2 separate regions of the Mus musculus genome follow, and region 2 is linked to region 1. A link is a loop called in an ENCODE intact Hi-C map of the cell type or tissue named here. Cell type or tissue: gastrocnemius. All regions are shown on one strand. Links, peaks and the distances in the headings refer to the core of each region. The heading gives the core; the rest is flanking DNA.

Region 1 (5,381 bases), core at 277-5,276:
AGAAACTAAAGTACATTTTAGAAATCTATAGCACTGAAATAGCTCTTCTAGAATACCATAGACTACAGAAGATTTGTGTCCATCCCTTGCCACCCTCCAGCTCGCTGTAATGTTCAATTTTGGTTTAAAGAAATGGCTGAGTGACAAATTGCCTTGCAACAGGTCTTCTGTGAAACACGGGAGAAGGCTGCTGACAGAGTGAGTTAAAAACTGCAGTGTTCGCAATCTGGAAAACATCTGCCCTGCCTAGAGTGGTAAAGTACCCCACTGTCACAAATGGCCTGTGACAAAGCAGAACCCAAGGGGGAGGGTGTGTTGTGAGGTTGATGGGACAAGTCAAGGCTATTCAAGCACAGAACCCAACAAAGTGCCCTTTGGCAAATTGTTGCAAGCCGAGGTGCCAAAAGGAAAGACAAAAGCAATGGGCCAGGTACAACCACTTCAAAGGCAGCCACTTGGCTTACTACCTTTCTCACAGTGGGCACTGGGGAAAGCTAAACTGCTGCTTAGGAGCCTAGCTTGGTAGAGGCAAAACCTTTACCTAAGGAGAAACAGGACATGGAGCAGGTTTGATGCACTCAAAGAGAGGGTAGGAGTTTGAACATGTAAACACTAACACAAGCAGGGTTCTGCCCCCCCATACACCGCTCCCCAAACGGCAAGCCTCTACCCACCTCAGACAACAGAAGGCTCACAGTGGAGAACAGAGAAAGAAGCAAGGGAACAAACAGCTCCAGGGAAAGGCTAGAACTTTCTGAAGGCACTCCAAGAGTAGCTGCTACTACTTAGGGCACTCCAAGGGTAGCCCCCACTACTTCAGAGTTGAGCAGAAAAGCTGCAACAAGGGATGCCCTGACTCAGAGAAGCCGGACTCAGAGTCGCTGCACCTAGGTGAGGGTTGGAAAGAACACTGACACAATGTTTCCTTTTCAGGTTCAGTTTATTTTCTGATTAGTTTCTACCTCACAGGAGGTGGCCAGGGTATAGAGGTAAGACATAAGCAGTGTGGCTCTGCAGGCAGGATTTGCAGAACAAGGTCAGCTCTGACAACAGGACTTGAAATGGGACACAGTGGGGAAAGAGCCAAGGTCAGTGTCATTACACTTTGTAACTATTGGCTTCTCTCACATCCTTGGAGATGTGAGTAAAGAAATCAATGTATATATCCCAAAGGCACAGGGATAAGGACGATGCAAGGGCAAAGAAAAATGGTCAGAGAATGACCATTCCTCCAAAAGGAGCTCGAGTTTGCTCTTGAAATTGGTTTGGCATGATGGACAGAGGACAGGAGGGGTCCAGTGACCTGGTTTGCCTTAGAAAAACAAATATCTCCTTAGCCTCTCCATCATTACACTGACGATGATCCCTTATCTTGTAGTTACTGAGAGAATGAAATTAAGCAATACAACATATCTTATTGAGTACCAATTGAGTCTGAAGCCAGATACTAGTGTAAGAATCAATCTAGCAAGGTATTCATAGGTTGCAGTCATCATGATAATACCGAGCACAAATCACTAGCTCACAAAGCTTAAAGATGGCAGACATAGTGACATCACTCAGCTAGGGGATAACGCGATTCTACCCTTCCAATTTGATTCTCTTACTAGATCGCATGTTTCCTTAGGGCATGGTCTATCTAACTCATTCACAGTCGGCAGCACAGAAGCTCAACGCAGACCAGTGTCAGTGAGTGACAGGCTTCCTAATGTCAGTAATGCCTGGGACATGAAGGACAAACATGGAGAATGAGAGGTGAGGTCTTGCTCAAACTATCATTCATCCTTACAAAAGACAAAGCTTCCTTTAGAGATTCTCTATGTATTCTAACGCCAAGAAAATGCATCCAATCTTGCACAAGCAAACCCCTGAATTCTAAAGTCGTGTCAGGCTGAATTTAATTTTATATTCTAGTCTAGAGTGAAAATATACAGGTAAGTCAATCCTCAACAAACTTTGAGTGTTGGTATTTTAGAAAGTGCAACAGATGCCTGTGTTTCCTGCTTAAAGATACTGCTATTTCTTTTAGATTTAGTTGAAACCAAAACAAAATTTTCAGTTGTAAAACGAGAAATCCCATGACAATTCTGAAATTTCCTTAATGTTGACCAAACTAGAGAATGCAAGAACATTCCCTTGAAATTCTATCCTACTTGAGACAGAGAAGGAAAATGACTCATTTCCAATTTGTCCCACACCATAGAGCTCATTGCAAGATAAAGAATTATTGCAATTTTTCTTACACTTCTGTGTGTGTGTGTATATGTGTGTGGGCATGTGTGGGCATGTGTGTATGCGCATGCACATACCATGGCATGTATGTGGAGGTCAGAGCACAACTTGCAGGAGTCCCTCCACCATATGAGTCCCAAGAATGGAACCTGGTATCAAGAAACTTTACCCTCTGAAATACCTTGTCAGTTCAAGAGTTCTTCTTGAGCTCTCTGTCTGTCTGTCTATCTGTCTGTCTGTCTGTCTGTCTGTCTATCCATCCGTCTTCATCATCATCATCATCATCAACTATCTCCACATATGCTCACATACATGAGTATATACATACATATAGTCACAGAACTTAGAAGACTGACTGTAGTTGAGACGTGGCTCTATTTTTTAGCTATGTGACCTTGGATAAAGTACTTAACATCTTGGAATCTCAGTGTGTGTGTGTGTGTGTGTGTGTGTGTGTGTGTGTGTGTGTGCGCGCGCACATTTTTTTTTTAATTGTCCTTACCCAGAGGCTGTAGAATTACTTATTCCTGAAGTAATGCATACAAACTCTTCTTATGTTTTTTGGCCAATTCTAAGGACAACAAAGGGCTAATGTATTACTACTTAATACTGTCATTCCATAGTCTACAATTATATAGTATAGGAAAAGGTTCTTTACTCTGGCACTAGCATTATTAACATCATTCTTTATGTGGCTATTCTGTGTATCCAATGGCACCTAATATCATACCCTGTATTCTACCTAATATATGCCAGTATTATCCTCTACTCCCATGACCATAGTGCTAACCAAAATATCTGCAGACATTGCCAAGTGTTCTCTGGGTGGCAAAATCGCCCCTGGTTAAGAAATACTGGTGTAGAACAAAGAGCAATGGCCCTAGAGGAGGGAGACTTGGCTTCTGTTAATTGGTAAACTTGGGTGGGTCCTATCACTACTCTGAGCCTTGGTTTCTCAAACACTAAGTTAGGATTGGAGTGTTGAGGGTAGCCCATCAGCTGTGTTTGACTAACATATCTGAGGCCCTAGGCTCAATGCTGAGCATCAAGAAAGGAAAGGAGACAAATGAGAGTGGGAGGGAATAGTGTTGGAGAATTCTCATTTGTCTTTTATGGCTTTTTCTTGCAAGGATGCATGAAAACCATTTGGGGTGATCTCTAGCTGTTACAAAAGCAGGGATCCCTTGTAATCACTCTGTGGGGAAGGTCTGCTCAAGGATTTATGGGAAGCCTTGATATTTGCTGGCTTTCGTCTGACTTCCACGCTAGGGAGCCGCTGCATCTTAGCAGCATACTGGTCATATGACAAAGATTCTCTGTTCCTTTAATGGGTGCATATGTGACTTAGATTGAAGAGTTCAAGAGGTACCACGTTCTTTCAAAAGAGAAAAAAAAATCTTTAAAAAATCCTAAGTGGCAGAAACTGTTTCACCTCTGGACTGCTCATAGACCTGAATTAACAAGTCTCACAAATTATGAGTAGGCTGCCTGCAAATTGATATCAAGAAAGAAATACACTATGTTCTTCTAGCACCACTGACTAATACCATGAGCTAGTGAGTTATCACGACAGTCTTTTTCCTCAGCAAAGTCTAGAACCTGCGTGATAGAGTCCAGAGATTGAGCCTACTTGTGGTTCTTGCATATTTTTAAAAATTGTATTTGTCGTAAGACTTCTAAGTCTTAAGACTTCTGCCAGAGGAGTGTCTAGCAGAAGAATACAACCTTGAGTTTAGTCAGAGCTGCAAGCCAGAGATGAGGGTTTCAGGTGGAGCCCTATCAGTGTCTGGCTGTATGTTCTAGACAAGTCCTTTAACCTTTCTGAACCCTAGCAGCGTGTACCCAAACCACTTTCTCCATATCAGGGGTATGAGTTTTAAATGAAGATGAAGTCCTTAAGCACCAAGCATTCCGAAGGCACATAGTAGGTGCTCTACAGATAGAAGCAAACTGAGATATCCTAATTGCATGTGAGTCTTTGCATAAGATTATAAACAAAGCTTCCAGCTTGGAAGCCAGGGACTTTCTGAACAGCATGAGCTGGAAACTAAACTCCAGGCATCAGTTAGAAAAAGTCAGGGTTGGTTGTGCATGCTTGGGAACTCCCAGCCAGCACTCAGAAGATGAGTTAGGAGAGTTCTTGAGTTCGAAGCCAGCCTGAACTACATAACAAGAACCTGTCTCAAAAACAGAAAGTAATTCATCTAAAGGGTAAGACATTCGTTATCCAGATGGAACAAATAATGTATTTCCCATTAGTAGTATTTGGTTCAGGTCCCACCAAAGTTCTTTTTCTGTGACTTTCTTCCTCTATGCAAGAATCTAACTAAACTCTGGGGTCACCTTGAGTTTTCTCTTGTCTTTCACATCTGACCAAACAGTGACCCTATTATCACCAGTTTCCAGATATTCCCTTAACCTGCCCACAGGCCACTGCCTCTTCCACCTTGCTTCCTGCAAAAGTTGTCTGTTTCAGCACATTGAGCTGTCAGCCTTCTGCTCAGAACACTTCAATGCTTGCCCTGCACCGAGTACCGGGCTACCATCCTACAAAGCCTCCTTCTCACCAGCCCTCTGGACCATTTCCTTTGGGACTTCATCTATTCCTCCTTGCTCTGGGACCCACTCCTCATTCTTTCGGGGTGTGCTAGGCATCTCTTAGGGCCCTGCCTGTCCTCACTCCCTGATAAGCGTGCAGTGGATTTACATTCTCTGAGGGATGCCTTGAAGTATCATCCCTTTGGACACCCAGCTCCTTAGGACTATGCCATCTGTTTCCTGTGACTGCCCATTCTGTTTGGTCCCACTATGTAGTTATGGCTCTGGCTTTCTCAGTAGTGACATCCCAGTTTCCCCCATTGTTCTGGGAAACCCAGTCCACCTGCACATGGACTATAAAGTTGAATCAGCTCCAAAATAGCTGCAAGCTCTAGGGTTTTCTCACCAACATTTCCATCCTCTCTCATACTTTATAACCATCCAGTAGACATGAACAAACTGACAGCAACTCCATTTTCCTCCCAGACATCCATACTTTTCTGCATCGTTAGTAGCTGAGACAAAGATCACAATTTAGTAGACTGGCCTCGGTCACTGAGCAACGATTGCAAATTCATTTTGCTTCCTGGGTGATTCCAGTGAGACAGAAC
Region 2 (5,381 bases), core at 135-5,134, 110 kb before region 1:
GGACCCAGCCAACTGTTCAAAAGACTGATGCTGACAAGAAGAAACCCAGGGAGGACGGGGACAGGAGAGACACAAAGGGGCAGAGGGGTCTTGAAATTTGTACCCTAAATTCTAAAGGGTGAAATCACTGCCTCACAGTGCTTGTGGGACAGTTTTATAAGCTATGGCAGAAAAGTGTCCCTCCATGGCTTTCATCACATAATCCTTTCTCTTCCATAATGTAATTCTTTTTCTTGAAAATTACAGTGTTGTTTCCATTCTGGGATTTGTTTGTTTTTGCAGTGGTGGGGATAGAACCCAGGGCCTGGTGCCTGCCTACATTCCCCCCCCCCCCCCCCACACACACACAATGAAGCATGATAGAAAGGCAGAGAGAGAGAGAGTGTGTGTGTGAAGAGATGGGGTGGGGTGGGAGGAATAAGAATAGAGAAAATACTCCTCTCCTAGGAATTCAGTTGAAGCCCCTTGCCAGCAGGAAACCAAGAATGCCCAATTAACAATTGCTTAAAGCCTTTCTCGTTTCCCAGCTGTAAACCTGTAATTTTCTAGGAATCTCCCCAGAAACCCCATTTGCAGGGAAAGGACGCATGTGTACTAAACTCCTTGTACAACCCTAGGGACTCTGGTTTCCCTTTATCAGATTATAATTCCATCCAGTCTTCCTCCTGAACCACTTTACAATCTCACTTACCAAAGGAGAACAAAAGGGGGCCTGGATCCTCAGAGCAACCTTTTGAGATGTAACTTGAGAGTCACCAAAATGGATAATACGGAGACAATGGCCATGCTCCGTTGAGAAGCCTATGCCTTCGCCTTATTTTTCCTGCTTTCTCTTGAGAAACATGTAACCCACTCAGGTGTATTTGTCTTGTAATTCTCATGCTTAAATCTGTTACAATGTCTTTAACAAATTTTCCAACATTGCCTCATCGTGGGCACTGAAGCCAGGCATCCTGGTTTGGCCTGATTTAGGTCTCTCAAAATCTAGGAAAATTCAGGCTCTCGTGTGTCACTTGGTCCCCCTATCACTGATAAGGATGTACCTACTACTTGTTCTGCCTATGCAGAAGTCGACTTAAAAGTTGCCCATCTTCTCTGCATGGACTGTCGAATCCAGAAAAGACGGTACAGCTTCCACTAGTGTGTTCTGTTTGCATACAATACTATCTCATTCGGCCACAGAGCACCTAAAAGTCGGGTGAATATTCTTTGCTCATTGGTAGGGATGAAAGATGGCGTTCCATTAGTTAAGCCACTAGCCACTTCCTTCAATTTACTTACCTGTATGTCGCAAAACTAGCACGGGGCTAAGGAGCCGCTAACTTCTGACATCATGGTGATCCCAGCTGTGGCTGCACAGTTATGATCACCAGGGGAGCCTTCAAAAACTACCACTACCCAGTCCTACTGCCAGCTCTGATGGAGTTGGTTTGGGTGTGCCCTTTGTGTCGGAATCTTTACAAGCTCTCCAGGTGGCTCTAATGAGCAGCGGTGGCTGAGAGACTGGGCTCTGCAAGCAGGCGCACTGCCTCTGGCCTGGAAGGAAGGGCCTTTGGAAGACTCAAAGAATGAAAGTCTCCTGGGGTGAAAAGCAAGCGCCCCCTGATGCCGGAGGCTGTTTGGTTTGCCTGCTGACAGCAACAAGTACCAGGAAGCCTCCACTCAGCGCTGCGCAGCACGCTGCTCGCTGCTCGCAGCTCGCAGGAATTCCTTTCCTGGAACGTAAGCATTTCCGTATGGGGATCATATTCTGTCGTTAAAGAGCTGTTCCTACAACCATATGCATGGGTTTTCTCTCTGCCAAACCCTTTATTTGACATTTTATAGTGACGGGCAGAGAACAGTGGGGTCACTGGTACACTTCTCTATCTGATTTCCTGTGATTGTGAATGACAGTGACACACATTTCAGAAACTCTGCTAATCCTTCAGGGTTTGACTGTAAAGTCTCACACTATGCTGTGATGATATGCTGTCGTATTGTAAAGGCAGGATAGTGCCATAGGAAGGAAATATAGAGCCAGCCGTCTAGTCTAAGACTCTGGACCACAGTGCTAATAATTGAGAGTAGGCATGTGCACTGAGCTCTGGGCATGAGGCACACTCAAAGTGTTTCAGCCCTATAATGTATGTGATTATTCTCATTTTATATAAACAAGGCAACTGGGCCAAGGAGGGCAATAGACTTACCAATGTCACACAGTTAATGATAACAAAGATAAGTCATGGGAATTTGCCTCCAGAATTTACCTTCCTTATCAGTTTGTGAGATTTTCTCCTATGTAGATGACCTTAGTTAAATTACCTGATTTCTCCTAGTTTTATTATTATTTTTACCTGAAAAAGGGGATGGGGGTTACAAGAATGTCTAGCCCCTCAGGCAGATGTATTGCTATTTATGACATATATTAAGGTGTTCAGTAAATAAATATGGTTTGAATAAATCAAGCAATGATGAACTGGGGTAGTTAAAAGCATAGTATATACAGTCACACTCTAAGACTGTATTGTCAAAGAATACATCTATGATTGTTATGGACTTGATATCTAGACATAGCTTTTGTGGCTCGAAAAGCTGAAAAAGTGTTAACACCTAAATCAAAATTCAGCAACCTCCTATCCATAAAACGCAAAGCTCTTAGAAAAGCTGCACGAGATTTTAATAATCTCAGCATCGATAAAAAACAAAAGTGTATAGATGAAGTTAAAAGAGGTTTCCTGAGTATTTGTATTCTGAGTCATTGAAGAAGCATTCTACAATCTGAAAGCTTTATCTCCATTACTGCCAGAAAATTAGGCCATTAAAAAAAGAGGGGGTTGGCCCTCATCCAGCTGCACTATCAGAAGACAACGAGGCCAGCAGAGTCTGTCAGGGCTCCGTTTACGTTTGTAAACTAGGTGCTGGCTCTTTTTGAAGGAAGACTCTTGGAGCATTTTTTATAATGATTCCATGGGAAGAAGAGGCAGTAGGCTTGTGAAATCTGCCATCCAGGGTTAGATTCAAAGTCTCAGAAATTCTTCTGGGCTAAAGATAACCGTTCCCAGGCTCCTGCTTTCCCAGAGGATGAGTTACAGACGGGGTTAGTGACGGGCAGATGAAGAAACAACGTAATTCAGCACGCTGGAGCCAAATGCTTGTGAGGGAGGAACCATTATCAGGGGGAATCACCATAATTTCCCTCCATTTTAAAATCATTTTTTTTATTAAGAAGCAATCATTCCCAAACCTTCTCAAGTTTTGGCATGATTGTGTCTTTTGCCTAGGGTTATTAGGTTTCTAAGGCCCACTGTGTATTTACATGCTACCATCCTGCAAAAATCTGTTTTTGTTTGTTTGTTTGTTCTGTTAGGAGGAATTTGCCTCCTAGTCCCTAGAGCTAATATCTCTCAACACCAGGTTTTTACAACAAATATTTATTGTCCCCAGATCCATATGTGTCCCTCCATAGTTTGCACACAGTAAGTGCTTGACCTGATTGGCTAAAGGTGCATAGGGCCTCTAGGCTTTTAAAATTAATCACCCACAGACTCTAATATCACAAAAAATTCTCTGCACTGACAGTGTTGCTGATATCTGTGTTATCATAATGATTTTTTTTTTTACAACCACTAGTGTGTGTGGATGATAACATATAATCACAAAATACTCAATAACCAACTTCCTGCAAGAGCACGTGACTTCTTCAACATGATCTCATTTGGCCCTGTAACTGCTAAGCTTAGCAGTACTTTTGCCTTAACTTATGCTTAAAAGAATAAGTGCAAGCTTTTGCTATAGTTAGGAAATCTTTACAATGAGACGATGAATAGTGAGACCCAAAATCAAAGCGGTGACCGCGAGGGAAGAGAGGGCCAGAAGAAGTATAATGTTGCAGGAGATAAACCAAGAATACAAAAAAAGAAAGATTAAGAGGTGTGGTGTTGTTTTCAGAAGTCTCAGACTGAAGAAAATGCAAATATAGTGAGCTGCCAGTACCTAAGGCAGAGAGGGAAGGAGGGAGATGTTTGGGAGTGGGAGGGTGAACTAGGTTCAGTATACCTTAGATGGCAAAGCCTGCTGGATATGCAGGTGAGTCTCATGGCTACACACCGGCACTGCTGAAGAGGGTCTGCCTAGAGATGTGGTTTTGGCGGTCGGTCGCTGACTAGGGAAGAACATGGTAGGGACTCTCAGAGAGATTGGGAGGAGGATGGAAAAAAACGGCCTCACTGAGGAAAGAGGCAAAAGAATACTTAGAAAGAAAGAAAAATCCTCATGGGTGCAGGGTACTGTACACATCAAGGAGAACGTAGACGGTAACAGCTAAGAAAGAACAGGGCTATAAAAAGCCAGTGCAGACTCGGGAATCTGCAGTCCCTTCTAATCTCACAATGTCCAGGGCCAATTTGGCAGGAGGGCTGGGGCAAAGCCACATTCTCACTTGTGTGTGGAGACTGGATAGCCTACTTTGAGGCAAACAATGACATATACTCTAAAAGTCTAGTTAAATGGAACCAGTTGTCTAGCTCTCAGAGTCTGTCTTTGTGGTCCCCAGAAAATGTTTTCTTACATTGATGTAACTGAGCAACCCTCAGCTTTCAATGTTTTCCGGCTGCGTTTGCTCTGCACTCTACAGCACTGGCTCTGGCTTAGAGGATATCTGCGTTTGAAATGGAAAGGTCCACCCTGCTGCGAACCCTCCTTTCTAGGGAGAAGGTCTTAAGTAAACCTCATAAGATTAAGAACTCCCATCAATTGCCTACCCTTCCTTCTGGCTTTTAAACAGACTTCAGGTCGGGGCTCTGCACAAAAGAACTAAATTACTAGTTGTTGAGTGAAGAGTATAGTACAGACAGCCAATAGAACCGTTTACTGCTCTTATAGAGCAGATATGTGTCAATTAGTTTTGAGATGACAGCAAGACAAACCAAGAAAAATCAACAGATTAAAAGATTAAAAAGGACACATAATAAATAAGGTTACATCAACTCACATGGGTTTCTGGAGTGTTCTGCGACTTTTGTCGTGGCTATCTGAGACCATGTCTTGTAGTAATCATTAAATGAGATTGTTTTAATTACCCTGAAAATATAAACAAAAGGCCGTATTTAATTTGTAAACTTGTCCTTAAAATGATCTGATCAGAGCACAGGATTCAGCTAATATAACGCCAATCTAGACTGATACAAAACGTATGACACTCTCTTCTCTCCTGCCTCCTCTTCCTCTTCCTCCTTCATCTTCTTGTTTCTTTCCATTTTTTTTTTTGAGACCAGAAATTTGTGTCCCTGGAAGGTCTTGATCTTTGTGTATTGCAGGCTGGCCTGGAACTCACAATTCTCCCGCTTAGCCTCCTGTGTGCTGGGGTTACAGACATGTGGTCCAATGCCAGGCTTTAGACA

Evidence for each region. A loop is a pair of places that touch in the nucleus more often than their neighbours do. Peaks named below come from ENCODE experiments on the same cell type or tissue, not always from the same donor. Only the 100,000 strongest peaks of a DNase experiment are listed, where the experiment ranks them.
Region 2: it touches region 1 in a loop (2.1-fold over the local background); 14 of 42 quality-filtered maps call a loop at or near these places.

Annotation. Positions count from the first base shown.
Region 1 is chr4:100,412,496-100,417,876 of GRCm38, reverse strand. All of the region lies in intron 7 of Ror1 (receptor tyrosine kinase-like orphan receptor 1), which reads right to left. Among named protein-coding and RNA genes, the nearest start is that of Gm35760, 22 kb to the right of the region's middle. In gastrocnemius, for the core only: no CTCF peak of the experiment used is centred there; no DNase peak of the experiment used is centred there.
Region 2 is chr4:100,523,935-100,529,315 of GRCm38, reverse strand. Ube2u (ubiquitin-conjugating enzyme E2U (putative)) reads right to left here. Exons shown (of 10, transcript NM_001033773.4): 7 at 4,973-5,061. Ube2uos (a long non-coding RNA gene) reads left to right here and starts at 1,427. Exons shown (of 2, transcript XR_867958.2): 1 at 1,427-1,722. In gastrocnemius, for the core only: no CTCF peak of the experiment used is centred there; DNase peaks (open chromatin) are centred at 1,514 and 2,826; H3K4me3 peaks cover 373 bases; H3K27ac peaks cover 1,146 bases.